Regions from separate parts of the Mus musculus genome. Here regions 2, 3, 4, 5, 6 and 7 are each linked to region 1. Evidence: chromatin loops called from intact Hi-C (ENCODE). Cell type or tissue: left cerebral cortex. All regions are shown on one strand.

What was found. Peaks named below come from ENCODE experiments on the same cell type or tissue, not always from the same donor. Only the 100,000 strongest peaks of a DNase experiment are listed, where the experiment ranks them.
Region 2: it touches region 1 in a loop (2.4-fold over the local background); 15 of 42 quality-filtered maps call a loop at or near these places.
Region 3: it touches region 1 in a loop (7-fold over the local background); 24 of 42 quality-filtered maps call a loop at or near these places.
Region 4: a loop joins it to region 1, with 2.1 times the contacts of the local background. A loop is called at or near these places in 4 of 42 quality-filtered maps.
Region 5: it touches region 1 in a loop (2.2-fold over the local background); 16 of 42 quality-filtered maps call a loop at or near these places.
Region 6: it touches region 1 in a loop (6-fold over the local background); 5 of 42 quality-filtered maps call a loop at or near these places.
Region 7: it touches region 1 in a loop (2.2-fold over the local background); 11 of 42 quality-filtered maps call a loop at or near these places.

Annotation. Positions count from the first base shown.
Region 1 is chr17:83,901,938-83,905,937 of GRCm38, forward strand. No RefSeq gene overlaps it. Among named protein-coding and RNA genes, the nearest start is that of 1810073O08Rik, 14 kb to the right of the region's middle. In left cerebral cortex, a CTCF peak has its summit at 1,610 (motif pointing right); a DNase peak (open chromatin) is centred at 1,640.
Region 2 is chr17:83,971,882-83,975,881 of GRCm38, forward strand. No RefSeq gene overlaps it. Among named protein-coding and RNA genes, the nearest start is that of Gm35457, 9.9 kb to the left of the region's middle. In left cerebral cortex, CTCF peaks have their summits at 361 and 1,713; DNase peaks (open chromatin) are centred at 323 and 1,784; H3K27ac peaks cover 863 bases.
Region 3 is chr17:84,188,791-84,192,790 of GRCm38, forward strand. It overlaps Thada (thyroid adenoma associated), which reads right to left. Exons shown (of 38, transcript NM_183021.3): 38 at 1,266-3,541. The coding sequence ends at 3,161. Gm36279 (a long non-coding RNA gene) reads left to right here and starts at 3,398. Exons shown (of 4, transcript XR_385852.4): 1 at 3,398-3,482. In left cerebral cortex, CTCF peaks have their summits at 1,100 and 2,314 (motif pointing left); DNase peaks (open chromatin) are centred at 497 and 2,317; H3K4me3 peaks cover 286 bases; H3K27ac peaks cover 625 bases.
Region 4 is chr17:84,005,867-84,009,866 of GRCm38, forward strand. The region is part of intron 1 of 8430430B14Rik (RIKEN cDNA 8430430B14 gene); the gene reads left to right. Among named protein-coding and RNA genes, the nearest start is that of 8430430B14Rik, 9.3 kb to the left of the region's middle. In left cerebral cortex, a CTCF peak has its summit at 2,314 (motif pointing right); a DNase peak (open chromatin) is centred at 3,550; H3K27ac peaks cover 828 bases.
Region 5 is chr17:83,962,354-83,966,353 of GRCm38, forward strand. It overlaps Gm35457 (a long non-coding RNA gene), which reads left to right and starts at 1,622. Exons shown (of 3, transcript XR_385836.2): 1 at 1,622-3,025. In left cerebral cortex, no CTCF peak of the experiment used is centred here; a DNase peak (open chromatin) is centred at 1,722; H3K27ac peaks cover 258 bases.
Region 6 is chr17:83,995,966-83,999,965 of GRCm38, forward strand. It overlaps 8430430B14Rik (RIKEN cDNA 8430430B14 gene), which reads left to right and starts at 2,587. Exons shown (of 2, transcript NR_130994.1): 1 at 2,587-2,740. In left cerebral cortex, CTCF peaks have their summits at 46 (motif pointing right) and 2,006 (motif pointing right); a DNase peak (open chromatin) is centred at 2,018.
Region 7 is chr17:83,953,051-83,957,050 of GRCm38, forward strand. It overlaps Gm41638 (a long non-coding RNA gene), which reads right to left. Exons shown (of 2, transcript XR_003952366.1): 2 at 1-1,086. It overlaps Gm35229 (a long non-coding RNA gene), which reads left to right and starts at 1,077. Exons shown (of 4, transcript XR_385830.4): 1 at 1,077-1,934; 2 at 2,117-2,273; 3 at 3,532-3,819. In left cerebral cortex, a CTCF peak has its summit at 1,622; DNase peaks (open chromatin) are centred at 803 and 1,571; H3K27ac peaks cover 3,446 bases.

The DNA.
Region 1 (4,000 bases):
CAGAGAGAAGAACCCAATAAAGTAGCCCAAAAGCACGGTTACACATCCCACGGAGATCCAGGCCTCCTAAGCATCCTCCTGAGGTTTCTTACTCAGTCTTACCAGTATCAGAATCTGCAGCATCACAGGAGCTCAGCCCTTCTGTGTGGTGGGCACCATGTCTAGACCCTGCCTGCCTGGAGTCTCTCTGGTGAGCTGGCCCTGAGGTTTACCGGGCTCCCTAGGGACCATTGCTTCACTGGGTTGTGGGGTAAAGACAGGGAACAGATTTCAACTCGTGCCTCCTGGAAACCACATCAAATGGTGCAGCTAGGAATTAATAAATAAATCTCGGAGACAAGTCAATTACCGTTCCCCTGTGGCCCTGTCCCCAGGGGCAAACAGTGGCAAGTGGTTCCCAGCCCCAGCACGTCTTCCCCAGGGCAGGACAACCACTGCAGCTGGCTTCTGTCAGATTAGCTGGGCAAGATGTGACAGGCCTCTGTCCTCTGGGGAAATCGCTCCTTTCCTGGGAGGTGGTGAGGACATTCCCAGGTTGCTCTGTTCCTGCCCTCTCCCTGCACCCTCCCAGTCTTACCGCTTTACCATTGGGGAAAAAAAATCAGACAGATTTCTTGTTGTTTTTGAAAATACATATTCATTCTACAAAGGCTGAGGGAAGCCTGCTAGCTACAAGGTAGAGGTTTTGCCAGGTTGGGGACTCTTGGAGACACAGCTCTTTCTGCCTGTGAAGAGTTTACAGTCATGCGTGTGGGCAGGATGTGTGTATCAGGCAATGTGGTTGCATATAGCAAATTTTTGTGGTTAGCAAGGAGGGGAGAACCTAGTTTAGCCTAAAAGGTTCCCCAGAGAGGCCTCTGGGAAGGTGATACGGGACAAGCTGTCACCTTGACGGGTAGTGAGTACTGCAAGGTTTATAAAGCAGCAGGGTCAAGGAATGGAGGTGAAGTGAGAGGGCTCTGAAGCAGCTGGCTGGATCCAGATGTGAAGGGGACAGAGTTGGGCTGGGGTGACAAGGGAGGGGAGCTACAGGTACCTGATGACAGGGTTTTGGGGTGTCATCAGAGAGAAAGAGAGAGAGGCAGACAGAGGGAGAGAGACAAAGAGAGAGATAGAAAGAGACAGAGACAGGGAGACAGAGACAGACAGAGAGAGACAAAGACAAGGAGACAGAGACAGAAAGAGACATAGAGACAGAGACAGGGAGATGGGACTTAGGTTTGTTTTAGCTTTGTGTACTAGGCACAAGGTGTTATTTCTACATAAACCAACTCTGTGGATCCCACCAGACTCAACAAATAGCAGTCTTCGCTCTGTTCAGCATCAGGGAAAACGAGTTCTCCAGCATTCGCTGCCTCTGAGTTTTCTCAGCTTGCATCGATTAGACAAGTCCTTTAGATTGATCATTTTCTCGAGTTTACTGTGCATAAAGATCACTTGGGACATTCAGTTAAGTGTGGCTGTTTGGTGTCTGTCATGTGGACTCGGGTCCTACATGGCTCAGCAATGTGCATTTTTAACAAGCTACGTGGATCAGAGAGCACATTTTGAAAGAAACAGTCCTAGAAGCTGATTGTATCCTCCTGGGGAACGTGCTGGGATTGAGGCTGCCGACAGGTGGCAGTACTGCATCGTGATGCTCTAATTACACCTCGGGCTTTCTTCCTTAAACTGGGATTGTTGACTGTAACTGGCCGAGACAGACAGTTCTGGGGCTTGCTGTTTTGCAAGAATGTGTAGAAATGAAACTGGGTTGGTGAGGAATGCTCGGCTACTTGTGGGGTGGGGTGAGGTGAGGTGAGGTGCTGAGGCGGGAAGATCCCAAGTTCAAGAGCTGCTTGGGCTACACAGTGAGTTCAAGGCCACCCTGAGCAGCTTTGGTGAGCTCCAAGGTGAAGTGGGCTTAGGAATGCAGCTCTCACTTAGCACCTACAGCGCCTCAGGCTTCCGTTCCCAGAACAACCAGATAAAGTAGACAAAGTAAAATAAGTTAGTCAGCAAATCTTACATTTCAAAAAAGTTTAAATTTCATTTTCAGCCAGCAGAGTTGAGCTTTCAATACAGAGAATACAGAGATCTCTTGTCAGGCATGTATTTTGATCACCTGAAATATGGATACTCCTGGGAGAGATGTGCCCAAGGTTCAGTGAACACATGGTCTTTAGTTATTATTGGTATGATTATTTGGAACGTCCTCCGTCTTTATCATGGGGTAGAGTCTCTTTTTCATGCTCATCATTAAGTGAATGAGGCAGGGATGGGAGGCCTTCCCTGGGTTTCCTGAGCAAGCCAGCGACAGGGGCGCCTCAGCTTTCAAACATAGCTCTTGGTTTATACTTGACTGACATGGTGGTCCTGGTGGCCTGGTCTAAATTGAAAACTGACTGGAAAGGGTCCAACAGCAGAGAATTGGCCATTAAATGGCTATCTGAATTAGTGACCCCTAGCGCCAGCTCTAGGGTGGCCTGTTATGAGATGATGCCCTGTCACTGAGAAACATCTCAAGCCCCTTTCTGTTTGTACATTCTTTGGGAGAGGGGGTTGATCCCTGAAAAAAAAAATCAGAGTGTATAAATTCTATGGTCTTTCTTATCCCTAGTCAGTGGTTTTGGCTGATTCTAAGTGATCATTGTTGGTACCAGACGAGATGGAGACTCTCAATTGCATCCTGCTTTCTCTGTGCCTGTTTTTAACTGCATCTCTGCTTTTCCTTCCCCTCTCTTCTCTCTCTCTCTTCTCCTCCATTTCTCTCCTCTCTCGTTCTGTGTTCTCTCTTTTGTTTCCAACAAGATCTTGATATGCAGCCCAGGATCGCTTGCCTCAGACTTAGACCCACTGAATTTCAGCCTCCCAGATGCTGGGATCACTAGAGAGAGCACCGCATCTGCCTACAGTGGCTTTTTAAAAACAGGGAAAAGGAAGGCAAGAACAATAGAAAAATCGCTTATTATTATTGTTCGCCACCATGTCATGTAGAAACCGTATCTTGAGTTAAGGAAACTTGTTGTTTGAATGATTTTTATCAGTTTCTTTCTACTTTATAAGCTTGACTTCTAGAAAAATTTGAATTATAGGATATGTTGCATTCTATCCTATAGGCTGCACTGTGTTGGAAATTCATGGAAATTCATGCTTTAGTTAGAAATTAAATGAACCAAAGTTTGTTGGCCAATGATATATTAGAAGTGAAAAAAAAAAAAACAAAAACCCCAAACCCACCCCTTACCCTTTCAGTCTCTCTTTTTGAAAGGGTCTCACTGTGTAGCCCAGATTAGCCTGGAACTTGTCATTTTGCTGCCTCAGCCTTTTCAGTGCTAGAATCCCAGATGTGTGCCACTATCTCTGGCTTTGAACTGATTATTATTTTTCTTTTAAGAAAAGAACTTTTCATTAAAAAATTTAAAACTTAAAGACTTGCAATTGAAAACACAGAATTTACCATCACAATGGTTGGAATGGGTTGTTTTTCAATACTATTCCTTAGTCATGCTTTCTCTCAGCCTGGAGGGTGAATCTTCACAATTCCTGCTTCGAGGAGAGAGAAGACAGTGTTTTGTGCTCCAAACTGATGCTCACTCACAACATCTATGCCTTATGTACAGAGAAATGGGATGAGACCTGGATGGCGAGAGTAGAGAGTAGAGAGCCCCATACCCGAGGTGGGAGGGACCTCAGGCAACAGCAAAGACAACAGTTACAGGCCGTCTTTCAAGACCAGAGCTACAGAGAAGTCTGGCTTGAGAGCTGTTGGCTTTTTTCCCCCACAGGCCCAGACCTTGTTGGGAGGAGAGGTGCGGGTTTGGCTGAGCAGACTTGCTTTATTTCTCATGGGAATTGGAAGAAGGAATTCCCCTGGACATGCCTGTGGGACCCCATGACAAGGAAGGGAAGGACAGAGGAAGTGCCTGAATTTGGCTTCCTTTAGCTGCCCCGTGCTGTCTGCAGGAGTGAGTGGCACGTAGGCCATTCATGTGAGTGAGGGCAAGAGTTTGGGAATTCT
Region 2 (4,000 bases), 70 kb after region 1:
TAGCAGTATGCTTTTATTGAACTCAATATATAAAAATGTAACTTTAATATAGAATCATTATAAAAATTATTTTGCTTTTTGGCCAATCTTTTGATATCCTTTAAAAAAAATTCTTACCAGCAATGTAAATTTGACTGCTAAAATTTCACAGCAACCTCATCTGTGTTAGGCTTAATGACTTCTGTCACTTCCATGGGACCTTCCCTTTCACAGGCTCCTAAATGGAGCCGGACAAGCCAGGGCATTCTGGGAGTTAAGCAGCTCCCATGGCAGTGAGCTCACAGAGTCCTTGGTGAGGAGTTGACAAAGGACACTCAGTCCATTGTTTCCCTAGAGGCGCGCTCCCGGAACAGCAGCTGGGCTGGAAGAGCAGCAGTGCTCAAAGGGAGGGAGGCTGAGAAGCAGAGCAGGGAGAGCCCCCTCTTTCTGTAGAGTAGAAGTGGGCAGGGCACAGAAAGGGGAGACAGGTGGGTTTCTATGGGCTCCTTAAAGCGTTCAAGCAGACAGTTCTCCAGTGTCACAAGGTGGCCTGGCTTGCTTCTCAACGGCATTCCTCCTGAGCTGGAACAAGGTAATTGTTCCCAATACCAGATCTTCTGACCACCCAGCATAGGTGGATTCAGAGGCCCCAGGAATTCCTCCAGGAAGCCTACCCTTAACATGTCTTCTAAATCACATGCGGTCTAGGATCAATGGACACAAATCTGGGCTGAGCAGAGCTTGGGCAGAGGCCAGAAGGAGAGGGTACCCAACCTGAACAGAGGGGCGGGACAGTCGTTCCTTGCTGGCATAGACAGACTACAGAGACCCAAAGAAAGTCAGAGGTCAGCTTAGATCAACCCTTAGGTAGTTAAAAGAAGCAGACCAAACACAAAGTGTGTGTACGTGTATGTGTGTGTAGGATGGGGAGGATCCTGGTTGTCATGGTACTGGGGCCCCTGAGCCAGGCCATGAAGGCTGAGCTCAAGCAGGGGTAAGGCTTTGAGAGGAAACTGCAATTAAAAGACCAGCTGTCAAGAGGTCCCCACAACCAACAGTGAAGAGACCCTCAACTAGGACACGGGCACCCAAGCAACTTGACTGCAGAACCTGAAGATGCCATGGACTTCCTGTCCTTTCTGTTAGGGAAGTCAGGGCTGAAGCCCATGTAGCCCAAGGCCATCTTCTTATAGAGGAGAGACCAAAGCAGACTCAAAGTCGAGCTGGAACTAGGCTAGTCCCTCAGGCTTTCTCATTGGTTTTCCATCCCACGTGGTCCCCCATCCCACACATGGCCCCCCATCCCACGTGGTCTCCTTTCCTACGTGACCCCACATCCCATGTGGTCCTACATCTCACATGGTCCCCCATCCCACATGGCCCCACATCCCATGTGGTCCTACAGCTCATGTTCTCTCTTTCATCCTTTCTCAGGATTGAGCTCTTTTTTATGATTCCCTTTTCTGGTTAGGAAATATTTCCTGTGCATGGTTGATGTTAGACACATCAGAGCAAACTCCTAGAATGGTTGGCCAGGTGTCACCAGGTGTTGGCAGACTAGGGGCATAAAACAGGCAAAAGTCACAGGCTATAGGTCTTTGAGATGGCTACAGTCGGGTGGTGGCATTTGGAACATGGAATAGGATTCAAGTGACAGGGCTGACCCCCTGAGGGTGAGCCTCTTCCTGCTCACCCTGAGTTTGTATTCACAATACAAAACTCTGGCAACAGGTGGCAGTGCTACTCCGTCCTGAATCCAAGATGGCTTGCCAGGAGATGTTCTGAAATGCATTCATTCGTTCATTCGTCCCACGAGTATTTATTGAGTGTTTACAATGTGCTGGAGACATTTCTAGATCCTTGGGATACAATATTCAATGCAGGAAAGAACTGCCCTCTGGGAGCTTCCTCCTCAAGCAGGAAGACAGCGAGTAAAAGAGAAACACATCTGGTGTGTGGTGTGGTGAAAGAGAGAACAGAGCCTAGGGGAGAAAGCTGAGAGTGTGGAGTTAAATCCGAAGGCAGAGATGAGACGAGCGGCATTGAAGGAGGGGTGGGGCTGCTGCAGAGGCTGGAGAGGAAGGGACGGGTCGTCTGCAGGGATGGGGCTTACTGGAGTGTGGGTTTGTTACTCTATTCTGTACTTGTCTTGCTGCTGTGATAAAATGCCTCAGAAAAGGAACTTAAGGAAAAGGGGTCTACTCTGGTTCGTACGTAGCCTGAGGGTACCGTCAGAGTGTGTCAGGGAAGCCTGGCGGCAGGAGTCTGAGGTGGCTGATCTCACCGCATCCACAGTCAGGAAGCAAAGAGACAGCAGATGCTGCTGCAGCTCACCTTGCAGGCTCCTTTCCGTTCAATGTTTGACCTCAGTCCATGACATGGTACCACCCACTCTAGGGTGGACCTTCCCACCTAGTCAGCCTAATCTAGATAAACCCTCACAGGCAAGCGGAGGTTTGTTTTCCTTGGTGAATCCCAAACCAAGGAGTTACAGTCGAAGAACCGTCACAATTACACGTGTCGGATGAGGAAGACTCACAGTCAGAGAGGAACAGACACTGTCCAAAACGAGAAATCGAAATTTGGAGGGCGCTTTGTCTCACCTGTCCTGTCCTGATGTCCCATTCGGTCCTGGGACTACGTCCCCTCAATGCGGCAGATCCACAGGCTCAAATCCTGCCTGCTTTCCTTTCTAGGCACGTTTTGTGACCAACCTTTAGTTATTGTGTGTAGTTATTGAGGTCCTGAGAGTAAAATATTGTTCAGGATGTATATCAACCCCACCTCCACCCTGCCCATTATCTATGAAACTTGAGAAGGTATGGATCTCAGGAGTTCTAGCAAACAAGGAAGTCCCAAAACAGAGGGTAGCTGGTGCCCGACGATAACCTTAGAGGAGAATGAGTGACTGTCTTAGTCTGTAACAGAATGCCGCAGGCGGGTGGTTTATCATGAAAGGAGAGTTACTTCTCACAATTCAGGAGACTGACACTGAGGTATCCAAGAGACCTTCTTGCTACATCATAGCATTGTTGGGATATATATATATATATATATGAATGAATGAATATGGCAGAGACAGAGGGAGAGAGACAGAACAAACTTTTATTTTATAACAAATCCATTTCAGAGGGAACTAGTCTATCTACTCTCTCAACAATGGCATTAATCCACTCATAACAATAGGGATCTTGACCTGTTCACATCTTAAAGGTCCTGCTTCCTGTCCCTTCCCAGCAGTAGCTACATTTCAGTAAATGTCACATCGGGGAGAGAACATTGAAACACTGGCAGATGGAGCACTGTGAGGATGGAAGCAGTGTGTGTGTGTGTGTGTGTGTAGCCACTTTCCCTGCCCAGAGCGCTTGTTATTAGAGACCTTCTCTTTTGTGAAGCTATTTGCTTGGCTTTTGAGACAAGTGCCCACTATGTAGCCCTCACTGGCTTTGACCTTGCAGCCCTGCTTTGAGCTTTCCTGTTCAGGTAGCCTGAGAACATGTTCCCTTTACCCGCAGATTGGTTCTGAGACAAAGATACATTACAGGTAAAGTCATGCTTATGACTCAACCTGCAGGTGCCAAAGAATCTCTTTCTCCAAGGCTCAGGGCAAAAAAGTCTAAAAGACCAGGGCAGCACAGAGGTTCTGGAACCAATGCCCAAAGCCCAAGAAGGAGATGCTGGCAAGATGATGCTAACTTGTAGGGGAAAAAGACCAAACAAGCAAAGAAAATCACACTCTCCTGCATCATTCAGATCTTATGCGACTTCAGGCCTGGGCTTAGCTAGCTCTGTGACAAAGGCCAAAAGATGATCCTTCCATGGTGACCCACCTTAAGTGTATGTCTTTTGGAACCGAGTTCTGAACAATGAGTGATGCTTGAACTAAAATACAATGGAGTAAAATTGTGAGCCAGTGAGACCCTAGTTTAGTGCCCCATCCTCTAAGCACACTGTCTGCTGGGTAGAGCTGACTTCAAGGTAACTGTACAAAACAGCTCAGTGAAAGGCTAGCTCACATTAG
Region 3 (4,000 bases), 290 kb after region 1:
TGTGCCTGCTGGTTGGCCTGGCCTCCTCTCGGGGATGTGGGTGCAGCTCCTAGCCAAGGCTTCCCGCCTGTACAGCCTTGGCCTGTCGAATCCTGCAACCTTCCTCCTTCTGCTGTGGGAGGCGCGGCATTGAATCTAAGCTTTGTGTGAGCTGCCGGAGGCGAGGCGGTGATTGCTGAACCACCACCCAGGTTGGGGGAAAGAGGTCCTCATTCGGTTGCCTTTAGTGCAACTCCTACCAGCTTTCCATGGAAAAAGCAGTCCCAGAAGGCCCCTGGCTCTTTTTGAGAGGGGTCTCACACACACACACCTCCACACACCTAGCGACCCCCACCCCCACCCCGTGAGGCCCATCTGGTCAGGTCCAGAACCCTTTATCCCTACACTTCATACTGGCTGCCAAAAGCTGGAGTTGGGCCCATGAATTCACCCAGCTGGCAGTCCGGGTTGCCCTGGGTGGAAGGCCCAGTAGTTGCCAGAGAAGGCTGCTTGACCAACTACATCCTTCCCATGTTGCTCTTCCTGTCTGGTTGACCCAGTCCAGTGTGCACTTGGGCTGTATCAGTTAACCTTGAAGCTAAGGAGGTAGATCTGTCACTCAAAGGCTCCTGAGTCCAGGTGCATTTGGCCACACTGCAGTGCATGCTGCCCCTGTAGGTAGAGCCAATGGCTGCCAGAAGACTGTAGTGTCTTGGACGTAGTGCTGAGTGGGTTGGGTACGGTGGTTCATGCCTATAGTCCTAGCACTAATCACAAACTGTGGTGAGTTTTAGGCTAGCCTTGCACAGCTTAGTGTGAGAGTGAGACCATACCCCTATAAAGGAACAAAGCCCTCACCATCTTATATATTAAAGCAAACTGGCTTTTGGCTGTGGTCTGAGCAAGGGGCCACCCAGATCTTAGGACCCTCAAGTGTAGTGACTTAGGGAAGATGGCTGCTTCACTCTTCCCACCCACGTTGCTCTTGCCCCTATTACTGCTGGGTTCTGTGGCTGAAAGGACCCCAAATGTAAGCATGAGGCTGTGACTAAGGTTTTCCTGGTTTCTCTCAGGAAAGCATGCAGCAGTCGTTCCCCTAGCTACTGCTAGCAGGATTGCAGATACAAGCCCACCTGTGGAGCCATCCATCCCTCCTGTCCTCCCAGATTGGCCACAGCCAGCCAAGATCCAAGTCTGGGGTAAGTCCCAGCTAATGGCAGACTTGGTAGGATGGACTTGGAGATAACATAAGCCTGCTCTGAAACATGCTTTGGGACAGCATGCCTGCCAATGTGAGATGGTTTTATTGTCATGTAACTGCTTTTATTTCATTTTAGATGGAAGGGGAGAGGGAAGGTTGGGTCCTGTTCAGAATTAATCTCCCAAGGTTGTCACCACCAGCCCCTCTCACCAACTAGATCTTAAAGTAGTGTAATGCTGGGTATAGTGGTGTATGCCTGGAATCCTGGCACTCAGGAGGCAAAGGCAGGAGGATTAACACAAGTTTGAGGCCAGCCTAGTGTAAATAGCAAGCCTGACTCAGAAAACTAAAAGCAAAGCCCAAAACAAACTAAACAATGTTAGGTTTTCAATTTTTCATCAGCAGTGGGTTGCACTGCCTAACTAGGTAATTACTACAGGGCCACACAGACCCCAGGGTGCTGAGTGTTTCTAAGACCACCCAGGGGATTTCTGTTCCTCTTCATGGCCAGGAAGGACACAGCTCCTGACTTCCCTCTCCCTGCGTACAGGTCTCTACTCCAGCACAGCCGTGTTTCTGTGGTGCAGGATGGTTTTCTTCTGAGACCAATTACATGTGAAATGTCAGCGTCTCTGCAGGAGGAGCTAGCATATAGAATGCCTCTCTCCCTTTTCCTCATGATTCTAAGTGACTACTCACTGAGAAGTATCTGAACATAGCTATAGGCCCTACAAGTTCCTTCTATGGCTGGCATGGTCTTTGTGGATAACTGGGAATGTGGATCACACTACAGCAACACATCCACGCCGTGAATTGAAGGCAAGCGTCTGCGGGTGTCACGTACTCTGGAAGCACACGTAGCATGGTAAGCTGGGCCACATGATGCGGCTCAGTGGATAAACGTGCGTGCTCTGCAAGCCTGAGCCTGAGTCGATCTCTGAAGCCCATGCAGAGGCGGGAGGAGAGAGCTGGCTCTATAAAGTTGTCCCTCAACTTCCTCAGACATCCATGCTGGGGCATGGGTGCCCTCCTATCATGTACAGGTGCTGATAATAGTTTTAAAAAGTTTTAAAAGAGTAGGCTAAAAGCGCTAGACCAGCAGCATAATGTGTGCAAGAGCGCCACCTGCTGGTGTTCGAGGATGCCAGCTGGGCTGGGCCTGAAGTGACAAACCCTTCCGGTTTCTATATGGAATCACCTAAAGTGGGTAAATGTGTTTCTTGGCACTCTGCTGTCTCCACCAATCACAGGACGGTGTACAGTGGTGGCACCGAATGAATTAAGCATTTGCTCAGGCTTCCCTTTCCCCAGGCTCTGTCCAATAGCTGAGGCCAGTGATGGGTGACAAGGGTTCCTAGCCTTCGCAGGCATTTCTGGGTAAGACAGTGGGGACTCTTAATATGGACCACTGAAGGACTTGGGCAGGTAGATAGTAAAATGCAAGTATTTGCATGTTGTAGGTTCTTAATATTCCCAGAATCAAACATACCCTTTACTAAAATGGAATAAAAGTTTATAAATATGACCAAATAGGTATTTGCTAAACAAAACCAAACAAAAGAGCACTGTGTGTGTGTGTGTGTGTGAGAGAGAGAGAAAGAGCACTGTGTGTGTGTGTGTGTGTGAGAGAGAGAGAGAGAGAGAGAGAGGGAGAGAGAGAGAGACATGTAAGCTAAGACTGAATTCAATGCAGTCAGTGTATGGGGAAATGGGCGCTGGCTTTGGGATAGAACTGACTAGTTCAGGCCTGCAGGTGGCTTGCACCTGGAGACAGTAAACCTGCAGACAGCAGCTTCACTTCCTAGGTAGCTGCAACTAATTGGGTTGCCTTGAATGAGTGTGCTGCAGACAAGGTCCTCAGTAGGAAGGGACAGAAGCCTAGACTCCCAGAAGTGGGGAGGCACCTGAGGAAAAGAGTTTCAATTGGTGTCCACCATGTATGTGTCTTGCAGACCTGAGCTGAGGCCCAGCCACCTTTCTTCAGCATGCTGCTTCTGTTCTTGGGGCCATTACTTGTCTCCATTCCCTAGGGCAGTCTTCGGCTCTGAGACCCTCCTTTCCTTCCAGGCAGGCCAACAGCCTCAGGACAGCCAAAGTCCTTTCCTCCTGAATGCGCAGCCTCGTGTATTCCACTGTCTTCAAAAACTCAGCTGAGAGTGGAAGTTCTCTGAAGAGCTGAGAGATGAGGTGACTCTGCTCTGATGCTATCCTTTGCAAGTGACAGAGCTTCTGGGAGTGAGGGGACTGCCAGCCAGATTGACAGAGGAGATGGAAGAGTTGCCTACACAGGGATTTCACGAAGGTCAGAGTCTCAGCCCAGAAGTTGACTTCTGATTTTTCAAAGATATGCTCTTCTTCCCCCTACATCAAGTGACAAACAGCCAGAGTAAGTCTCCGAGGAGTCCTGTGGAGCCAGGCACAGCACTAGATGTGGGAGCTGTGTCTATTCCTGACAGGGCCCACTGGGGCTGTCAGCGCCCGTGCCACAGCACTTGCCGCTCTGAAGGTCACCTTCTACTTTCACTCAATACCTCTCTCCCAGCCGGACCACGACCTTTGATAAAGATGTGAATTAGCTCCAAGCCAAGATACTTGGGGAACTGGTGGTGCGGAAGTGGGTCTTAGGTTTTAAGGTGTACTGAGAAAAATCTTAGGTTTTAAGGTGTGCCGAGAAAATTCAGAGGAGGCACAAAGGAAGTCTGGACAGCAGAGCAGAGAGTTACTGGGACATGTGTGATAGCAGCACAAAAGAGACAAAATTTCTAGAATGCTATGGGGGTTTAGGGTCATTTCATCTAAAACACTTTGTTATATCATCTT
Region 4 (4,000 bases), 100 kb after region 1:
CTCTCCTACCCATCCACTCCAGCTTCTTGGCCCTGGCATTCCCCTGTACTGAGGCATATAAAGATTGCAAGACCAAGGGGCCTCTTTCCAATGATGGCCGACTAGTGGATGGTCACAGTGATCCCCAGGCAGTCTGGCTCCCACACTGTCCCCACCTCTTCCACCCTCTTGCCCGTTTCTCCCCGTATTAGTACAGTTTCTCTGTGTGTGTCCGTTTCTCCCGTTATCCTGCAGTGGTCCATGCCTTAATTACTCGTCAATGTGGACAAAACACTTGGTAGAAGCAACTTAGAGGTTGAAACACGTATCTTGGCACGTGGTGTCAGAGGTTTGGGGTACATCACGGTTGCGAAGGAATGGCGGGCCCTGCTCCATCTGTGATGGTGGGAAGGTGCGCCTTCCATTCCATCCATCGTGGTGTGAGGACGGATGCGGCTCTTCATTTCACATCGTGACTGATGAGCAGAGAGCATACACTGGAACCAAAGCAGTCTAAACCGGTCTTAAACCCGAGCCGCGTGACCCGATTCCATCATCCAGGCCTCCTTTCCTAGGGGCTCTGTAGCACTCCGAACAGCACCAGGGGCAGAGACTACATGCTCGGTTATGGGCTCAAGGGGGAGGTTTCACATTGAACCCTAACAGTCCACAGGTGGAGGGCCACTGGAGGGGGCGTTTAAATGTAGTTCTGAGGGAATTTTCGTGTGAAAACCGTGGAGAGACGTAGAGCAGCCTCAGAGCCACCATTTGTTGTCCCTCTAAGAAAACGAAACAGGCACGCCATTCTCTTCAGGGTGCTGAGCTCTGAAGTCAGGACTCGTGTCCTCAAATGCGCCCCTATGTCATATGGGTCTCACCGACAGATGGAATGGATTTTATGGGCAATCATAAGCAGAGCTCAGCCAGCAGAAATCCCTGTGAACAGGGATCTCTGTGATTTAGAGAGTCCCTTCGTTATCAAGCAAGAAACACCAGGACTAGGAGCCGTAAGGTGGAGTGGGGCGGTGTGAGGGGGTGGAGTTCCCGTTAAATAGTCTCATAACACGCAGAGCAGATCGCAAACCACACAAAGATCACAAGGAAGCACCTGGAGGGGATGGCTGCCTTTTATCATGACTGTGGCAATGGATGCGTAAGCCTAGATCCCTGTGTCGTGGAATTCATTTGTGGTGGAAGATTGACCTCAGAGCATAGCAGCAGTCGCCATCTTCCTCAGAGTTGTTGTGACTACCACAGGCACCCCTCAACAAAAGCATGTCTGTTGATGTTCCCTCATAGAAAGAGGAAGGGTCATTAGACAGTCACCTGAGATTCCAGATGCCCCCTGCTGCATCCCCCTACCTTCTGCCCACATATAAATCTTATAGACCAGTGGTTCCCAGCCTCCCTGATGAGAACCACTGCTCCACTGTCGTTTAAAATATATTAACCATCACCAAAGGCAACTCTAGCGTGTCTGACAACTGCTAATGTCACTACTCCTGAATCTCAAACTGGACCCTAAAACTATTCTCTGAGGATCCAGCAGTCTGGGATAGACAGACAGGCCAGCGGAAGGCAGCCTAGTTGAAAGAGATAAAACTTCCGACCAAGGTTCTTTATAGAAGAATGATTTGGTCTGGGAATGGTGGTGCATGCTTGCAATCCCAGCTCTTGGGTGGGGGTGGGAGGTGCAGAGGCAAGAGAATCACAAGTTCAAGGCCTGCATGAGACCCTGTCATAAATACACATGAAAAGGGGACTTTTTTTTTTTTTTTTATGTCCTGAGCAGATGAGTCAGAAGCAGGAGGCAGTATCTGGGTAGAGCCTCCCACTCCGGTACCAAATATTCTTATTAAAAGGAACACTATTCTGTCTGTGACCGAGCTATTACATTCTCAATTTTTTTTTTTTAAACGAAGCCGTAGAGCAGCTGGAAAACCTGGCCCAGTTCAGTTTTACTCAGGGTCCAGGCCATCACTAAGAGACCTTAGGGGACAGAAGAGCATTATTGCTCTGTCCGTTTAATCAAGACATTACAGTAACCCCCACTGATCAACTACACAGTTGGATAGTGAGCATCTGTCTTTCCTAATGTCAAAATCTTATTCTTTACAAAATAATTTTGAAGATGTGAGTTTTTATATTTTTAGCCAACCGATTCAAAAAAAAAAAGTAAACCCTTATTTTGAAAACTTCCCAAGCTATTTACTTTAATTGTGGAGGGGGGGTGTGGTAGTTTAAATCATTAATTTTAGTTTTTTAATTTAAATTTGTTTCCCACTCTTGTTTTATGTGTGTGGGTATTTTGCTGGCCCCTGTCTGTGCGCTGTGTGTGTGAGTACTCCCAGAGGCCAGAAGGGGGCCTCCTGAGTCCCAGAGTTCCAGGCAGCCGCCATGCCTGCCCACGTGGAGCTGGGGATCCAGACCCTAGTGCCCACACTTGCACGGGGATAGTAAGCCTACTAAGCAATCTCCCCAGATCCCTGTACTGAACCAACAAGGGACAGTACATCGAGTTGCCGTGTGACCAAAGCACTTTCTGTCCAAGAGTGAGTAGAGGGTCTATCACCTCAAAGAGGGTCCTGTTGGCCCCTCCCACTTAAAAAAAAACAGCATCGTTTTTGAGAAAACTAACCATCCAGGTGCACACTAGGGTGTTGCTCAGCAGTGGGAGAGGCCATCCTCTGAACCTGCGTGAACAGGAAGTACCACACCCCCTCACGCCAAAGAGCCCGCCCCGCCCTGGAGCTCAGAACTCCCAGAGAACCTTGCATAGCTCAAGACAGTCTAAAACTGAGACGAAGAAGAGAATATTAAATCTATTAAATATCCAGGAAGTCTTTCTTGAGTTCTGGATTTTGTGCGACTGACAATACTTTCATGCATCAGGCAAAGGTCCCACTAGACACTTCTTGTTGAAGATGAAGACGCAGGCAAAGCGTAGGGCCCCAGCCCTGATGGCTTTAGAATTCAGGAAGCGGCAGGAAGCAGAGGTCAAAGGTCAGAAGAGGCTGAATTATGGGAGCAACCAAGATCAGATTCTCGGGAGCGTCTGGGCAGTGACCACTGTATGAAACCCTCCCCCACTCTGTCCGACTGGCTTCTAACTGTGGTGGCTGTGTAAGTACCTTCAGCCTGTGTCTATGTGAGTACACATGTGTTCACTAACTTGCTAACTCACACAATCTGCATTTCCACTGAAAGACCCATGGAAACATTCCTAAAAACATTTCTTCCGAGGAAGCTTGTCAGCCAGTTCTGTTCCCTGGCCCGCACCTTGGGAAGGCACCTGTTTGAGTACATATGTGCTCACGCATGCTCAAAAGCTCACGCATGCTCAGAAGCACATGCTTGCCTACGGTGGGTCAGACTCCGCGCTGGGTATGCACCCTTGGGCACAATTAACCACCCTCAGATACAGGTTGTCCGTTGGGCACAGAAAGGCAGCCCGTGGGTCTCACTTGGAGGGACATGAGACAGCCGGGGTCCCCTAGGCTCTGTGCCTCTCCAAGGCCAGTGTCTACCACAGCCAGAGCCAAACACACAGCTGCTGCCAGGACACAGGCTTCCATTGTGCCTCCTGGTCCAGGGGCACACAATGAAAGCTTGTTTCCTCCCGGGAGCCCGACACCATCCCTCTCCTTGATTCACTGCCTGGCAGCCTAGGCCAGGGAGCCCAGGGTCCTGTTTCAGAAAATTAGGGAGACTCCTCCAGGGTTGCACTCTGCTCAGGAAGTCCTAGGGGAACCCTGGTGTGATAGGGGTCCCCAGGGGAACTGGTGGTCTCCTCTGCTCTCTGGATAAGGACAGAGAAGCAGGGTGTGAGTTTGTCCTGCCCTTTAGAGATCATATCAGGCTAAGGCCTAGAGCAGACGTCCAGCTGGACCCACTGGGCCCACAGGAAGATCTCTGCTACCCGGGGCTGCCGTATTTTGCTGAGCTACCCTTTCCCCATGTGGTTGCAGGCTTGTACCACGCCTGGGAAGACAGTCTCATATCCCCATCCATTGGGATGTGG
Region 5 (4,000 bases), 60 kb after region 1:
TGTGCCCTGGCGGGGTGTGTGGAGTGGGCTAAGTGGGTGAGGCAGGGTGGTTCTGGGAAGGACACTAGCACCCTTCACCTACACTCCTGCTTTCCGATCAATCAGGGGAATGGGGTCAAAGCTCTTTGGTGCTCCTTGGTGTTGGTGACAGGGTAGGGGACGAGGGTGCTGGGGAGGACCCCAAGCTTTTTCATTACGGACCCTAAAGTCTCCGGAGGCCCTGGAGGCGAGTATGGGGCTACTTGTGTAATTGACTGTAAGGTCACCATCTTTCCCTGCTCCAGAGATCTTGTCCAAAGCTATCTCCCTTCCTGGCCTCAACCAAAATATGGGTAAACTCACACCCTCTGGGGCCTTCAACTGGAGGAGTTCACTGGAAGATAAGGAATATATTTGCTTATAGTTCTTGGATCTGAAGCAGCGCCCATAGCAAGAGAGCCCAGAGGCCCCAGGACCTCAACTCCTACTGAGAACTATGGTCAGGGGAGGGAATACCAAAGACAATAGCCGTCTGGCCACCCCACACCCACCAACTCCCAATCAAAGCAAAGCAAACAAACACCAGGCAGTTGAAAAAGAGTCATTCTGAGAAGTTGTTTCTGTTGACTAAACATTGGCTCAGTTGCTCCACCGATATGAGGGCCTGCCACGGGACTTCTGAGAGAGGGGCCATGTGCTGGGAGGGAAATGAGACGGGTCTGGAAAGAGCTACAACCAGAGCAGCACCAGGGGGACTGGCAGTGGTCAGCTGAGGGTAAGCCTGCCTTAGCCTCCCACTGACTAGCCAGATGGACTCAGAGAAAAAAACAAAACAAAACAAAATGCAAGCATAAGCTTCCTCCCTGAGCCCCAACCCCAAAGCTAGGAGCAGAGCTGGCCCACCCCAGTCACAGCCTGTCAATGCTAGCCATTTCACAGAGATGCGGTCTCCTGACTGTTACTGGGTGCCTATCGATCGATCAATCAATCGATCACTCTGCCTCGTTCCTGGTGCTGTGTCCTCTCGCCTTCTCTTTCTCCTTCTGGGATACAGCAATACATTTTCAGGTGTCTCTCTAACACCTGTAGAATTTATCTCCAGAATCTTAGATTTGTAAAGTCATACATCTTACTCTGGCTCCAAATGACTCACACTTGTCAATCTTGTTTCCCTGGTTACACACACACACACACACACACACACACACACACACACACACACACACACACACAGACTTCATGGAAACTTCCTAGGGTATGAAACAAGTCTCTTGCCTGTCACAGGCCCCTCCCCTCGCGCTCCACCTGGGTCTCCCTTTGTGGTTGGTGAGCGGTTTGGGCGCTGACCAGTTTCACTGATGACCCTTTTTCTAAGAGTGTGTGTCAGCAGGAGGAGGGACCCCGGAACACAGCTGGACACTTTTTCTCTGCCTCAGAGGCTGCCTTGGGTTTGTCTGAGGATGGGACGCGAGGGTTAAGGGCCTGGGAGACAGGAGATGTCTCCCTTAGGGAGTTCCTTCTCACATGGCTCTGTGATCAGTGGGTGGGGTGGAAAGGGAGTGTAGGGTGGGAGTACCATAAAACCTGTATCTCCCCCCCCCCCCCCCCCGCCTCAATCTCCTTCTCCTTCCCAGCTCCTGGCTCGGTTTTTAAAGTATGAAATAGAAGCAAAGAGAACAGCTGCAATGGCATCAGTACCAGAGAAGGAACATGGGGGTGGGAGGTGCAGTCAGGAGAAGCGCGAGTTACACAGGGAGGTGAGTGTTCAGCAGTAGAATGAAGAATTCTGCATCTTTTCAAAGCCAGGCAGTTACCTCCATGTTTATACAGACTCCCAAAGACCACCCGGTCTGGGCAGTGGGAGCAAAGACGAAGCCGGAAGCCAACAGAGGCCTCAAGGCCAGCAGCTCAATTCAGAGTATTCATTCCTCTCTCTTTCCCAGCCTCCAGGGTCCAATTCCACTCCTACTGTGGAGTCCATCCCTTCAAGGAAGCGGACAAGGGGCAGGAGCAGAGGAAAGATGCAAGAACGGAACTCTTCTCGCTTCCCTGTCCTGTGAGCATTTCCTCAGCAAATGCTCCCTATACCCTGTGCGACATCCTCCTAAACTCACACTTTGGGGAAGAGGCCAGACTGCTGGTCAGTCAGTACTAAGAACCCATCTGGTTTCTGGAGGGAGTGCTCAGCCCCGGGCCCTGAGCTTAGCTTAGCACTCTTACCTCATCCCCTCATTAGAGAGCCCTCTTAAGGTGGGAATTACCATTCCTCATTTACAGAAGAGGAAAAGATTTCAGGCCAGGAGGCCTGTTCAAACCACAGGGTTCTTAAATGGCAGAGTTGGGAACTGGCATCAAAGTCCTTTGTTACCCAACCCCACCACAATTCGCTCCAGGGGGCAGGGCCTGCCTCCCCTCAGAGGCCTTGTCCAGGGCAGGCCAGAGCAGACGCCCTGTCGCCCTGTCGCCCTGTCGCCAGGCCTGGCCTCTCTCTGTGGCAGTGTGGGCTGCTGTGACCCTGTTTCTGGAGGCTGTCATGTTTCCCGCAGGGGAGCAGCCGGTCCCTCTTGAGAGCCGAGCCCAGAGGCTAATCACCGGGGCAGGCCTGACTCCTCACCAGAGGTGTGAACATGCCTGGGTGTTGGGGCTGGAATGAAGCTGCTTTAATGGACAAGTTGGAATCCGTTTGTGAGCAGTAAATTGCCCCAGTCCCCAGGGCCATTTTCCATCATAAATTTAAACTATTTGACTTTGCAGAGCCCTAAGTGTTGAAGCCGTAGCTGGGGCATCAAGGAAGCTAATAGAACCTGTGGGGCACTAGGGCCCAACCCCAACAGAAACCCCAAGCCCTCGGCTTCTCCTGCCTTCTTACCCAAAGCTCCTTGTATGAACTGCCTCCCCATGTCTGGACCATTCCTCTGGCTGCTTCATGTCTCTCACAGCTCATTGCGTTACCTCCCCAAGGATCTACTCAAAAGTCTGTCTCCTGAGGGTGTGACCTGCACCAGTGGTTTAAGAGGTCCCACTACATGACTGCACAGTTGCATCTGTAAGTCTTGACTTCTTTCCCATAATCCCCCTGCGAGCACCTCCACTGGGTAGCCCCCACAGGAATCTCAAGCCCATTTTGTCCAACTTGAATTCAACATCTCCTAGCCCCATCCCACTGACAGGACCAAGCCCTGTCTGGAACCCCAGGTGGTCCCAGGTCCCACTTCTCAGCCCGAGAAGTCGAGTGTCTCCATTTTTTTTTTCTTCCTGTCTCTTCTCCATGAAATCGAAGCATAGGGAGGGGCATTTATGGCAAGAGCTTCCTGACTGTCAGCCTCTTCCAGTTGGTGCAACGTGTGGCCCTGAGTATCTATCCCAAAAGCTAGGCTCAAAGGATGTTGTTTCCCAACTTAAACACTCCTGGTGGCTCCTTGAAGCGTCCAAAGCATCAGTCACCCTCCACAGCCCCCGTGGACAAGGCTCCCAAGCCGGTTTGCCCTCTCTTGCTTCTTAGACCTTGCATTGCAGTTACTCTAGACTGGTGAGTCTCAACCTGTGGGTCATGACCCCTGAGGAGGTCAAACAACCCTTTATGGGGGTTGCATATCAGATATCCCGTATATTAGATAATTACTTTACAATTCATCACAGTAGCAAAATTACCTGACTCTTGCCTGCTCTTGGGACCCTTTTCTTCCTTCTGGGTTGCTTCTTCCAGCCTTGATAAGGAGGGCATGTGCCTAGTCTTATCGTAACCTGCTATGCTGTGTTTGATTGACGCCCCTAGGCCTGCCCTCTGCTGAAGGAGTGGATCTGGGGGAGAGGGGTGGTAGGAGGAGGGACTGGGAGGAGTGGGAGGAGGGGAAATGGTGGTGGTCAGGATATAATATGTGAGGGACATTGGGTTGTTTTTTTTTTTAAAGTAACAAAATTACAGTTATGAAGCAGCAGCAGCAATAATAAAATTATGAGGAATAAATAATGAGAAACTGTGTTAAAGGGTAGTCACAGCATTAGGAGGGTTGAGAGCCAC
Region 6 (4,000 bases), 94 kb after region 1:
TTACTTATTTATTTTATCTATGAATAGACTGTAGCTGTCTTCAGACACACCAGAAGAGGGCATCAGATCTCATTACAGATGGTTGTGAGCCACCATGTAGTTGCTGGGACTTGAAGGTGAAAGAGCAGCCAGTGCTCTTAACCACTGAGCCACCTCACCAGCCCATGGAGTGTGATTTTCAACCCTGCCACCCACATGCCTGTGTAAGTTCCTCTGGTGGCTTAGCACTTTTGACTCGAGACATCAAGCCTTTCTTTAAGACTCGTTGTGAATTCGTGGCTAGGCGCTTACTGCAGTAAAAGCATCTAACTCTACAATGGTTACCTAGTGTGGCAGAATGAACTGGCCTACAACTGCAGCTGCAAGTAAGGTATTCACTCAGACTCCTGGTAGTTGAGGAATTTGGAAACAGCTTTGCCTAGCGACTCTGCTTATGGTCTCCTTAGGCTGTAATAAAGATGTTGGGAGGGACTGTGGGTATCTGAGGCTGATTCCAAGGGACACCTGAATGAGGCCTCTAGCCATCAGCAGAAGACCTCTCTGTGGGGCTTCTTAAGTGTGTGGTACTGTGGATAGCTTCCCTCTTAGTAAGTCAATGTGAAATGACTTATTCACACTGGGGGCGGGGATGTTGGTGGGAGATCTTCCATGCCTACCCACAGAAGCCACGCTTTCCATGTTTCCCTTGCTCTCAGAAAGGTCATGGTGTTACAGGTCATGAGATAGCCTCTGATGAGACCAGAAAAGGCTTGAGGTCCAAACGTCGTAATAGGAGCTTTCTGAGGGTGGCCAGTTGCACAGCCAGACAGCAGCCAGGTGGAACAACCTGGGTCCCCTGACCAATCCTGAGCCGAGCTCCCTGTTGCAAAAGGAGACCTGTCCACTTATAAGATGAGGAACTCTTGGTGGCTGTCCGAGAGATGGGGCTAGCTCCTGGACACAGGGAGAAAGACGTATAGTCAGGGAAGATCATTCTGAGCTTGGGGTTCCGCTAGGGGCTCCTAGAATGGTGCCCACGTAGGTCTCCTAAGGATCTCTAGGCAATCGGGGTGGGAGATAGCACTCAGAGAAGGAGCGAGAGCATGGGCCAGGCCTGAGCAGCTGCTCTTCTGTTTGATCAGAACACTACATTTTTGGGTTCTCACCTTTGGCTATGGATTTACTCATGTGCTCATTTGTTCACTCCTGCCCAATTCTTAGGCTGTAGATATGGAGGCTGACTCTTTTCAGGAAGCTCCATTTAATGCGGGAAGCTCCCAGTACGGCAATCTACGAAGCCTAAGGGGGGGGGGGGGTGGCAATCCATGCATATGGGAGCTAACCCCACTGGAGAGTGTGGAGTAAGCCCCACCAAGTAGAGTTCCACACCATGAAAGAGTGTTGCAAATGAAGTTGGACAGGTCAGAAGAGATGTGTGAGCCAGGCAAGGGGCGTTAGAAATCAGTAAGGTCGCGCAGGAATTTAGTGAGGCATGAAGGAATCAGTCTTGTGAGATAGTAGGGTATCAGGGAAGGTGGTCCTGGAGGGGAACCTGGGTCCCCAGCTATTGCCTAGAGCAGAAACATGCCAAGAGGCCTTTAGGAGGAGGCACAAAGGTGTCAGCCCAACTCCTCAGCGGAAGATGTAGCGGAGCCCACCCTGCCCATCTCAGAGCGGCCCGGCTCCAGCGGCAGGCTGAGCCCTGCTTGCTTCTGGGAAAGAATTCTGGCCCTGAAGCCCCCGTCCCAATATTAGCTCTTACAAGAAGCCTTGAAGGAGGTTGAGGACACTGGGCTGTGGACACTGGAGGTCCAGTTGAAGACAAGAGACTCCCTTAGGGTGGCCGGAATGAGTGGAGCCGTAGAAGGCAAAGAGGAGGGAGGCGCCTCATGGTTTGCAGTTAAGCCTGCTGAGAGTCTTCTAGGCTCAGTCCATGCACTACAGTCCCAAACTGAGCATCTGTTCCCTGAGGAGCCTCCACGCCAAGTTCTCCAGTCCAATCTGCAAGGGGCACATTAGCCTCCCCAACAGCAGGTGGCGCCCTCCTGTTGAGATTAGATTTAGGAGCTGAGTTTTCTGCCCAGAAAACCTGTTGGGCAAGGGAGAGAGGAGCTGGCCTCCGGGGAGCTGGCCCCTGGGCGCTCACCTTATCCACCCACTGTAGCCCACTTACTAGTCTCGCCCTCGCTCTCCCTGCCTTTCACTTGGGTCTCGGTGCCCTTGTTCTTCATCGCTAAGGTCCTCAGGGCAAGTCTGGACTTAATGAACTTCACAAGCTAAGGCAACTCCAGGACCAGGATAGTGGGGGATGCAGTTGGCAGTGGAATGCCCCCACGGGGTCTTCTGAGCTCCCCTCACCTCCCAATGGCATTCCCCCTCAGGCCCTCAGAAGGTACTCCTTATGCCTAGCTGGGGTGTTTGCCTACGGCGAGGTGGCTCTGTCAATGAAGGACATCATAGACACCAGCATCTCTGTGCAGGGTGAACTGTGCCCACTGGTATGCCCATTGTCTCCTAATCTCCAGTCTTTAGTCCTAGAGGAAAAGCGAGGGGTGTGGAGGAGTCCCACGGGCCCCTCCAGCTCTCCTGGCACTCTGTTCACTCCCTACTTGTTCTGTCCTTGGAACTGAAGTCCCCCGACTTGCCAGGCAGAGCTGGCCTAGGCCATGCACCTGTGGTGCGCTGAAGGCTGGGCAGCAAGACATGGAAGCAGAGGGTGCCCAGTGCAGGAAGACCCTGGAAAGAGATGAGCACCATTAAGGTAAGATGTAGCAGACGGGACCCAGGCAGGAGGAGACCAGGATGACAAGGTAGGAAACTGACAGAGGTTCCTGAAGGAGGAAGAAGAGGAGGAAGGGAGGGAGGAAGAATTTTTAAGAACATTTCGAGGTGAGGCGGAAAACATAGAAGTTTGTGGGGCTAAGTGGTGGTGGGGCAGCCAGGGGGATTCTATGGCCCAGCACAAAGAAGACAACCGGTTTTGTAAGGAAGGGAGGAAGTGTTGGAACGTTAGAAGGGAGTGGCCGAGAGCTGTTATTGGAGGCAGGCACCTGTCTCTCCTCAACCCTGTGACAGACAGGTACGGAAACACCCTGAGCACCGCAGACCCTCATGCTACCAGCCTCACCCCGTGCAGCTCATAAAAGTGAAGCCGGAGCTCAAGAGCTTAACCCATCTCCCACCCACGTTCCCCCACCTCCAGAGCACCCTCCACCCTGGCGAGATAGCAGCCACCCACCCCACCTCTCTGCTGGAGTTGACAGGGTAATCAGTAACTGTTCACCAAGATGGTGTCTCAGCCAGACAGGGGGGCCTTTGTCTGATCCCAGCCCTGCTGGGAGCCCTCGCCTGGTCCTGAGTTTGCTCAGTATTAATCATTGACCAGCACCCAGGGTTACAGCCCCTCTGGAAGCTCTCAGGACTGGGGCCTTGGGTGTCCCACAGCTTCAGGCAAGGCGAGGCTGGAGTAGGGAAGGGACAAAGAGAAGGAGAGGGGAGGGCGCAGGCCCTGGGTGGGGCTCAAGGATATTCTACTACTACCTGTGCTTGCCCAGCCCGGCTTTCAGGAGAGGTCCCTTTCAGAAGGGACTGAAAATTCCCCCACTGGGCGCCTCGTCCTCTGGAGGAGTCAAAGAGGCAAATGCAATGTATGGATGAATGTTGCCCTCGAGGTGATGTGGAGCTCTCTGGAGACCCACATAGGTGTAGACCCCTCCTCTCGCCCCTAATGGAGACCAAGGAGTTAACTCACTATGTGCCAGAGGGACGAGGATGATGGTGAAGCTTGGCCAGGAGCAAGGAGGAAGGCATAAAGAGATACACATACCAAGAGCAGAGGTAGAGAGGGACACCTTCTATAGGAGCACACACTCCTGAACATGATCTCCGTTGACTAGCCTAATAGCTTATGCGCTAGGGGGCTGTTCTACGCCACGTTCACAAATTAGAAAAAGGAGACACAAGTCCATCACTTGTCCAGATCCCAGAGTTAGGAAAGATAGCAGTGACAGACTGTGTCCAG
Region 7 (4,000 bases), 51 kb after region 1:
CCTCTGCCTCTGCCTCTGCCTCTGCCTCTGCCTCTGCCTCTGCCTCTGCCTCTGCCTCTGCCTCTGCCTCTGCCTCTGCCTCCCCAGTGATGGTCTTTAACCAGGGATGCTGGGAGTTAACTCATTCATACATTCATTCCTATGACGTAAGCACTTTACCAGCTGAGCCATCTCCCTAGCTCTTGCTTTTACTCTTAGATTCAGAACCTTAACTAAGTTGCTCAGACTCTTCTTCGCTTCACTCTGTAGCTCAAATAGGATTTGCACTTGTGACGTTCCTGCCTGAGTCTCCCTCGTAGCTGGAATTACAGGCCTGGACCACCATGCCTAGTTAACCTGTCATGTCTGACTGCCTGCCCGACTTTGCTGCTCTTTCCAAGAATCAGACTGGCTAAAACAGGCTAGTTCTCAAGGTCCTGGAAGGCTCCCCTCTTTTTACCTCATGTACCCCTGGCTTCTGAGGCAGAAATTGGCTTCTTCGAGCTGGCCCCATGCTTCCTCTAGCCTTCTCTCTGTCCCCTGCCCTGTCCCCCACATTCTGATACAAGCCCAGGGATCTCTGTAAGTTCAGCAATCTCCAGTCTCGCTCCCCTCTGACCTTTGGTATTCGGTGCCCTGTGCCTGCATCCATCCTGCCCAGCCCCTCTCTAGGTCCAGGCCTCCCTGCCAGCTCCCGAAAGTTCACAAGCAGCCCTGACCATGCTTCAGCTGCATAACCTCTTCAAGTCCCTCTTAAAGACTAGCTGTTCTCTGTGAGGGCTCCGTGCTTGGGGAATGTCCTTCTGACAAAGAAGGCAATGGATGAATCTGAGTGGTTGTCATCAGCCACGCCTCCGAGACTTCTTTTGAGGTCCCATTCAGGGAAGTGCTCTGGCTGGCATGCCTGGCCCTTTGCAGCTCCCAAGCCAGTTGAGATCTTTGGTTGTTGTTGATTTCTGTTTGGGGGTGCGCATGCCATACCATGTGTGAGGTGGTCAGAGGACAGCTTCGTGGAGCTGGGTCTTCTTCTCCACCTATGCATGGGTTCCAGAGCTTGATCTACCACAATCTCAGGGTGCCACTGCCTGCTAAGCCAACTCACTGGCCCTTTAAAAAGAAAAAAAGAAAAAGAAAAAGAGAGAAGTTTAGGTTTGGGTAGTCAGGCTGGTCTGGCGGGCTTGGGGATTCTACTTATCCCTGATGACAACCAAGGGGTAGAACTAAGACCAGGGTTCCCTGACCATAAGCCCTGCAAGTGTAGCTTTGGGCCTGGCCACAAAGCAGGGGCACCAACCACATCGCTATGGAAAGAGAATGGGGAAGAAATGTCTCCAGTGCCTCACTGCAGACAGCGCTGCTCAGGGCCCTGGCCACTTCTGCATTCCGTTTTCAAAGTCCCTTAGCAGCCTGCTCCCACTCTGATTGCTGGCTTTTGGTGACACTAATGCCAACACTGTCCCAGTGGATGTTTGGTGGGACCAGGCGGACCGTGTGTGCGTGTGTGCAGGCACGAGGGGCTCTGAGGCGGTTGGAAACAAAGGCCCGGAGTGAGATCCAGGGCACAGCTGAACTGCCCTGAACTCTGCTTTTTTTGTGTTCAAGGAAATGCATAATTCAAGAACCACCCACGGCCTGGCGGCCCAGCTAAGCAGGGCTGGAATGCCTTTCCCGTTAGGAATTGTTTTTTCTAGTTAGCCTGTAACCCTTCCCCTGCCGCTCCCAGCTCCCCGGCAGCTGGGGCCTGACTCTGCCTCAGCCTTCCTCAGAGATCCACTGGGAGGGATGGATACCAAGGCCGGCGTCCTGAGACATCTCCAACTCTGTCCTACTTAGGCAGATTTAGCCAGTGGGCTTGGGGACAAATTGTGGCCTGCAGTTGCTTCTCCTACTCAGAGAGGCACTAGAGACAGCCCAGGCTGCAAAAGATGGGGTCCACATGGAGGGACCCAAGAGAGGTCTGTGTGCATGTTACAGTGACTCTCTTAGGACTGTGAATGGTGTCACTGTGGGCTAACAGAATGTGGATGGGGGAGGGAGGACTTTCTCGCCCTTGTCTAAGTGTGTCAGTGGGTGCTGTGGCCACGTGCGGGGAGGGACAGCACACTCTGGAACTGACTCAGAACCTCTGTCCACCCAGCCCTGACAGCAGCCCTTGGGGCCTTCACTCCTGGAGGAGGAGGCAGTACCACGACGTGCCCCATGTTTCTTCCCTCAGCGCCCTCAGCCTCATAGATGCCGGGGTAGAGCAGTTCACCTGAGCTACACATTTTCAACCCCAGAGGGTAAGAGGTCAGGTGTGTGACCATCTTGCTCCCATCCTGTTCCCCTCCCTGACAGCTCTTTGTACTCCAGGTTAGGGACCTCCTGCTGCTCAGACAGAGGTGGGTGTGGGAGTAGGAGGCCTGAACTCTGCCTGTCTCAGCTCTCAACACTTTCCCTTAGCACCCTGCCTTTGTCTCATCCTCCGGAGGCCTGGTCTCTGGCCAAGGAGGGGTGCTGAAGGTTGACCCAGCCCCCAGCTCTCCTGCAGGGAGGAAGGTCTTGGTGGAGCTGGGAGACTCGGTCCTATGCTGACAAAGACCAAGTCTTGGACTGAGTCGCAAGCCCAAGGTCCAGGTTGGTTGTGCCCTGGGCAGCTGGTAAGATGCACAGAGCCAGAGTGAGGTCCAGCATGGCCACTGAAGATTTGGAGCAATCAAAAGCCTTTCCCCGCCAGGACAGGAATGTAGCCGAGTAGCATTTGGGACCAGGCCTGGCAGGGCTAACACGGCCCTAATTGAGGCCCTTTTAGACTTTTAATTATAAGCAATATTTTCCCAAGCTTCCTAAATTGACCGTGGAGACCTGCTGGTGTTAGTGCCTGTGCCATGAACGAGAAAGAAGGGTGGGGATAAATGGTTGTTAAAGTGTTTGCAGCAGGTTTATTTTAGTAAAGCGTTTTGGGGTGAGAGTGCTCACACAAAGTAGAGACTAAAGTCAGGTTTCTGGAGTTTGGAGGCACACGCCTGCAGGCATCATCAGACACATGGGTGGAACCTGAGCTTAGACAAACACCTGCAGAAAAGCACGCAGTGCAGACAGTTGCATAAACAAGCTGGAAATCCCTCCCCCGGCACCTGGAAGCTTCAGAAAGGAGAAGGCTGGTGGCTCCACCCACCTCTCACCTTGGCCTCCTCCCAGGCCTCTAGGCTTCGGAGGCCTTCCTAAGGCCGGCAATCAGAGCCTCAGAGCCTCACAGCAGGGTATTTCTGCTTGTGTTCAAGTCCCAGGCAGGCTCAACTGTCTGGGAAGGAACACAGAGCCTTTGTGGGGAAAGAGTAGTCAGCCTTCAGCACTCCAGGTAGTCTTGAGGCACCTTCCTGGTGAGACAGTCTAGTAGTCTGAGGAACAGCTTGTCCAAATTACAGAGGTGGAGCCCTGAGGTGCCTCCAAGAGGCACAGGGTTGCCCACCTTTCATCAGAGCTTCCAGGGCAAGCTATGGGGTTCCCACAGTGGGCCTGGCGTCTAGCCTGTCTCTACACTACTGGTCACCCGTTCTCCCTCCACCTCAGGTACTTGATGCCTTTGCTGTAACATTGAACAGTCAGTACTGGGCTCTGAAGGCGCCAGAAGCTAGAAAGAGCAGACACCTAGACAAGAGTAACTTTTCGTCTCCTCTCTGTCCTTGTTCTTCATGTTCCATACCAGTCCAACCCAGGTAGACACCAGAACCCCTCCTCTTGTCCACCGATGAGTCCAGGAATGGTCACACGTAGGGACTCTGAGAGGGAGGGAGGCCAGAGACAACCTTGCCTGCTCTAACAGACATCGTGCCAAGAGTACTCTGCTGTCAGAACAGGGTGAGACACAGGGAGCCCAGAAAGCAGACCCAAGATCTTCCAGCCAGGATTTGAGCAGAAGGAACTTTGGTGGCTGTCGCAGGCCAGACCGTTGCTATTGTCCTTATCTGGGGCTCCTGATTCTTACAACACGTCATCAACGGCCTCTGGAGTCAAGGGGCCCCGTTGTTCCTCCCCAAGT